Linked DNA regions of Homo sapiens: region 2 is linked to region 1. The links are chromatin contacts, found by Hi-C or POLR2A ChIA-PET in ENCODE. All regions are on one chromosome and are shown on one strand. Each heading gives the region's core, a stretch centred on a gene start or an enhancer-like site at or near the end of the contact. The rest is flanking DNA. Distances are from core to core; before and after follow the strand shown. Region 1 has its middle 320 kb from the start of TMEM135. Region 2 holds the start of CTSC (cathepsin C).

Region 1 (2,936 bases), core at 263-2,762:
GGGAGAGGTGGGTCGTTGTAATGTAATGTTGATTTTGTGGACTCAGAGTTTTTGCTTTGGAGTTGCTTGTTGAATCAACTGATTACCAAAGCAGACTCATTTCCTTTCCCCACAGACCTGCCCTTTTCTTTCAGTTCCAGCATCAGGTGGCTTTACTTCTCTCTTTCTCATTTAGGTGACATCTTTTACTCCTTCCTCTTTCTTCCTCTTTGGCCATCAAAGTCCTGGAGATTCAACTTCTGCAATATCTTCCATCTGTTTCCTCTCTATCCCTCCTACCCACTCTCTCATCAAACTCCAGAATGTGGGTTTCACGAGAGAAGAGATTTTTGTATGAACAGCATCTGGCTCATAACAGGCTTGTCATTTTCTGTTGGATGTTGAGTGAATTATGTTGTAACAAATGCTGCAGCCATTTTTCCTAACCAATCTCTGCACACTGGCCTCTTAAATAGATCTTTAAGAAACAACCGATATTCTTGTTTCAAACCTTCCAGTGGCTTATCTTAGGCCTCAGAAGAAAAGTTCAAACCCAGAAACTGGCTTACATCACAGGTTATCATAACTTCAAGTTCCAACCGTTTCTGGGTCCTGGTACCCCCCTGTACCCCCCCCCCTCCACATACACAATATTTGGCAGCTACACTTGCTGTTTCCTGGACCCGTTGTTTTCACTGTCCCATTCCTTTGCTCGGAATGTTTTCCCTTTTGTCACCTACTGAAATCTTACCCATCCTTTGCACCCTTGATGACACCTAAAAACCAGCTCCTGATATTCAATGACTTGTCACCTCATCTTTGCCCCTGCAGGTTGTTGAATCTATTTTGCCACTATGTCTTAGATTTTGGTTAATTGCAAATATCTGAGCATATGGGTCCCATGAAGGAAGGGACCTTAGCTTGGTAATTTCTAATCCGTGTGCCTAGCATAGTGTATGGCACAAAGTAAGTGCCCAATACATGGTGGAGAGTCTTGTTCTTTTTGATGGAGATGCTACTCTTACTATTGTAATTAATGCGATTATGATGACAGAGGGATCAGCCTGAACAAAGGCTTAGGGCAGAGGGCAGGATGGCTGGAAAGATGCGTGGTGTTGATATAGTATTGACGTCATTACTGTCATGCAGTGGTGGCTATCGTGATCCCCGCCGCACAGGCGGTTCCTTGGGACCTCTGGGGGCCAGTCATGCCAGATCTGGCCACTAGGTGGCACCCGTGTTCCACGAGCGCTAGTCGGAGAGCAACCCGCGGGCTTGGGCTCAGGCTCAGTGCAGGATCTGGCTTGCTGACGCTTGCCTGGCCAGATTGGTGTTCAGCCCTGCCCCACGTTGGCACCCTAGAACGTTGGCACCCTAGGCTGGCAGGATCCCTCGACTGGCCACAAACCCAGCTTCTGCAGGCTCGACCCCAGTCAGGTCCCACAAACATTGATTTGTAATTACTGTTTCCTGCAGATTGGGCGATGCCCCTCTCCTAGGCAGCCCATCTGGCCATTAGTCGGGTTGGCAGGAAGTGCTGAGAAGGTCTAAGTCCCAGATCAGACGGGGCACAAGTGAATCATCAGCTCTCTCAGTCATAGAGTCAGCCCTTCAGTGGTGTATACCAAGAGTGCCAGATCTGAAAAAATGTTTTCTCTAGGCAGCCTCCTACTGTCCTGCCTCCCTGCACCCAGCCTAGCCCTCGGAAATGTCACACATCTACCTGTCTTTATAATTATGGCCCAACCACTGTCTAGCGTTTCCTCTGAGCAACAGATGACTTGCAAAAAATGGGTGTCACAATGTGTTGGAGGGAGATTGAGAGTAGCCTTCTGCAAAGAGGATGCCCGGATGTACTCAGGCAGGCGAGCTGATCCTCTTTGGGGCCTGTCCTGGCCACATGTGCCATCTTCCTTCTGTAGCTGTCTCAGGCTCATCTTCCCAGCAGAGGCTTCCTTCGTCCTCGACACCTAGGCTCTGTGGGCACCCAGACCTTGTCCCTAAACTGTCAGTGGGTAACACAGCTCTTGGCACTGTCTTTTTAAAGTCCACTTCCAAGTCAAAGGTTGTTAGGGGCTGTTAGCTCTCATTTGGGAGCCGGAGTTCTTACTGTAATTGTTCATGAGCTCATGGAAATAGAGGGGTTTAGTTTGTCTGTTTCATACTCAAGCACAAAAGGGGATATGATGAGAACCCTCATGTAGTCATGTACTTATGCATTATATGTATCACATCTGTGCAGGGTTCTGGAAGGGGTGATGTCTTTGAGGTGTTTATATGGCCTATGACACAGGACACAAGAGGCTTAATCCTTCCCCACCCCACATCCACACATGCTCTGGGGGGAATGTGTTACACAGGAAGAGCCAGGCTAGGAAGGCTTCTGCCTGGTCTGCTGTGTGGAAGCAGGGAGGGACTGGGGCGGGGAAGGCAGGGTATAGGAAGCCATTTAGAGCCTGGATCACAACCAGGAAATTACTCCTCTGCTCCAAAAAAGCTTAAAATACCTTCTCTTCCACCAAAGAAAACTCACAGGATGAAAATACATCTAAGAGAGGAACTCAACAGAGCATGAAATAGAGATAAAGCTGTATCTGCTCAAACCATTCTGGGCTTTGGGCCCCAAAGGAAGTGCACTTCCCTGGCAGGTGTGAGGACGACAGAGTGTTTGGCTCGTCAGGTAAACCCTGAGAAAGGGTATATAATCGTCAGGTAAACACTGAGTAGGGATATAATTCCTTCTGTGAATCCCACCTAGGGCCCTAGTGCTGAAGGATAGGAGAGCAGCCTGGAGCACAGGAAAGACGACTAGCAGAATTTAGGGCCTGCTGGCTGGGCACGGTGGCTCGCGCCTGTAATCCCAGCACTTTTGGAGGCAGAGGCAGGTGGATCATTTGAGGTCAGGAGTTCAGTACTAGCCTGGCCAACATGATGAAACCCCTGTCTCTACTAAAAAT
Region 2 (2,936 bases), core at 196-2,695, 980 kb after region 1:
AGTACTTTGGGAGGCCGAGGCGGGCGGATCACGAGGTCAGGAGATGGAGACCATCCTGGCTAACACAGTGAAACCCGTCTCTACTAAAAATACAAAATATTAGCCGGGCGTGGTGGCATGTGCCCGTAATCCTAGCTACTCGGGAGACTGAGGCAGGAGAATCGCTTAAACCCGGGAGGCGGAGGTTGCAGTGAGCCGAGATCCCGCCACTGAACTACAGCCTGGGTGACAGAGCAAGACTCCATTCTCAAAAAAAAAAAAAAAAAAGTTACAATGTTCAGGATTATGAAATGCTATACAGTCAGTTAAAAAGGTATTTCTTTAGTAACAAATGACTTAATCTTTGTTCTGTTGACAAGAAAATTATAGCTGATTTTTTACTGACTCTGCAGAAGTCACAGGCTGTAAGAGGGTTTGGGTAGACCACAGTGTGACTCTTCTAACTAGTGATTGTCTTTTTTCCACCCCACCCCCTTCACTAGGTTCTTTGTTCTAGGGGTAACCATGTTATCTGAAGGCATATGGAATATCTCCAGTATGTTCAAACACTAGGTATTTATTGAGAGCCTTCCATGAGCCAAACATTGTGCAGACTCTGGGCATTTCTAATTACTAGGTTCAGAGTTAAGTTTTCTTTGTTATTAATTTTTTAAAAAATTTTTACCTCCTTGCAATGCATGAAACAATGCAGAGTGGTACTAGCCGTTTTCTAGTACTCATCAACACCCGCTCAAACCAAAATCGCTGGGCAGAAAGTCCCTTTCCCACCATCTAACAAAAAGAGAAAACTTCATGCTATATCCTCGAGAGTCTCTGAGCTCATCTATCTTCACTAGTAAAATAGTAATAAAAAATAAAAATAAATTTTAAAAATAACGCTACCAGATCGGACTGGAGAACCAAACGATTGCAGTTCCCAAGTCTCTCTCAAAGCAAACAAAATTAAGCGGGAGGAATAAAAAAGTTCTTGATCAAAGTGTTGAGTCCCCAAGATAACCAAGAAAGTGTGGAGTTAGAAGTTCTCAGCAGATGAACTTTAACTTCGCGAGCCTGGCGGGGAAGAAGGTCCCCAAGGGTCCCCGAATCCAGTCAAGATGCTCTGGCCACCCACAAGCGTCTGCCTGGGGGGAAGCGGTAGTTGGCGTGGCGCTGCGTTAGGGGCTCAAGGGCAGAAAGGACGACCCGGAGGACTGCCGAGCCGGCGGCTTACCCATAACCGAGCAGTTGACATCGCGCTGGGAACCGCTGGAGCCCACCTGGAAGACCCAGGTGCCCAGCAGGTCAAGATAGGTGCAGTTGGCAGGTGTGTCGCAGCGCACGGCGCCGTCGCCGGAGAGAAGCAGCAGGAGGGCGGCGAGCAGCAAGGAGGGCCCAGCACCCATGCTGCAGGGAGCTGAGAAAAGAGGTGAAGAATTACCAGGAAGCCGAGCGCTGCGGGCTAGCGGTGAGTCCACCACGAGGCGCGCGCCTTGAAATAGCTACGCCGGCCCGGAAACCCGTGGGCGGGGTCACTGAGCAGCAGGGGATTGGGGGTTGGGCGCCAGGCGCGTGCGCGTCTCTGAAACGGGGACTTGGGAGCGCGCGCTGCCCCTCACTTGGCTGCAACTGGACCCAGAACTAGGGAAGAGGCCAGGGACAGATTTTTTTTTTTTATTTTTATTTTTTTTGCCGAGGGACGTTTCAAAATTTTGCACGGCCAGGGTGACAAAAAGAGGATTTAAGAGCCACAAGCGGTCCGCACATGACCCAGACTTCGTTCCTGTGCGGTAACGTAGGGAGAGAAGGAAAGGGTGTGGGGGGAATAAGGGAGTGGGTCAGGTGAAAGAGCGCGACAGAGGGAGAGATCTAGCAAGTGGAGTTCTGTTTTACTTGCTATTCTTCCCCTTTAGTCTTTTTTCTCAGGTCCACTTGCCTCATAACCAACTTCTTGTTTTTTCCTCTGAAAAACTTCGCTAGCTAACATCAACTATTCCAGCTGTTTGAGAACTTATCTTCCTTCCGTTTTCCAACTCTTCCTACTTTTTTATGTGCTTGATTTTGTTTTGTTTCCTGGTAAATGCTGTTTGCCTGTTTGCATTCAGCAGAATTCAGTTTTTGTGCAAACCTGCAGTTTTGATGTATTAGCGTTGTGGGGGTTTTCCCTCTGGCACGCACACACATGGCGCTCTCAGAGATGATATTGCTCAACCCCTTTTATGTTACAGAGGAAAAGCAAGAGGCCCAGAGAGAGGAAGCGGCTTGCCCAGGGTGAGAAGGGTGAGGAAGGAAGCTAGCCAATGGGAGAAGGCTGGTCTTATGAACCGTTCTAGTGTGTCAGTCTGATCGCCAAAAATTATTAGGTGGCACTATTTCCAGGTGCCTCCTTGCTCAGTTTAAGTATCACCCTTTTCCGTAAGAGCCTCCCGTTCTTTCCTGGCTTTTGTTGGTAATTGGGGCTCCTTTCTCCCACTGAGCCTACTAGGTGTCAGGCCCTGTGGACACAGTGATGAACAAGACAGACCTGATGTGTCCCCGTTTTCTTTGGGATATGAATTTTTGCCCCCTTTGCACTGGTCACAAATCAATATTCATATGTCCATTTTTTTTCCACCAGATTATAAACATTCAAAGAGAGCAGGTCCAAATTATTCACTTATATCTCCCTAGATTCTGGTTTATTCAGAAAGTGTCCTTGAGTGTTAAAATAAGTGTACTTAATATTCTTATCTTGGTTGCCAAGCTTGAAAGCCAGTTTCAATGAGGCAAAAGGAGTTGTCCTTGAAAGTTCAGAGGTGAAAATACTCTTCAATGGGGGCACAAATTTCCAAAGCCTGGGGCGGGGTTGGTGGCGGGGGGTTGGGGAACACCTTGCTTTTAGGTTTTATATACCTTCTTAGAATTGAAAGCTGACATTGTATAATTAAGCTAACACACTATTTATTTAAAGATACCCTGAC

The links. Hi-C counts contacts between places; a loop is a spot of excess contacts on that map. ChIA-PET counts read pairs that join two places held with the same protein, here RNA polymerase II (POLR2A). Pooled maps may share reads with other maps.
Region 2: a map of OCI-LY7 shows a loop between it and region 1 (4-fold over the local background). The contact joins the promoter of CTSC here to the enhancer-like site in region 1. A Hi-C loop is called at or near these places in 2 of 168 maps with a recorded cell type or tissue (OCI-LY7 and heart left ventricle) and 4 of 50 pooled maps. POLR2A ChIA-PET finds 5 or more read pairs at or near these places in 1 of 52 experiments (OCI-LY7).

The regions. Positions count from the first base shown.
Region 1 is chr11:87,351,724-87,354,659 of GRCh38, forward strand. No RefSeq gene overlaps it. Among named protein-coding and RNA genes, the nearest start is that of TMEM135, 320 kb to the left of the region's middle. Within about 2 kb of position 1,513, at least 4 of the 41 ENCODE cell types and tissues checked have a DNase peak (open chromatin) inside an H3K27ac peak, as active enhancers do; they include OCI-LY7, where a contact is called at or near this core.
Region 2 is chr11:88,336,291-88,339,226 of GRCh38, forward strand. CTSC (cathepsin C) reads right to left here and starts at 1,446. Exons shown (of 7, transcript NM_001814.6): 1 at 1,211-1,446. The coding sequence starts at 1,382. LOC101929174 (a long non-coding RNA gene) reads left to right here and starts at 1,594. Exons shown (of 5, transcript NR_188511.1): 1 at 1,594-1,766. RefSeq lists an enhancer at 1,162-1,441.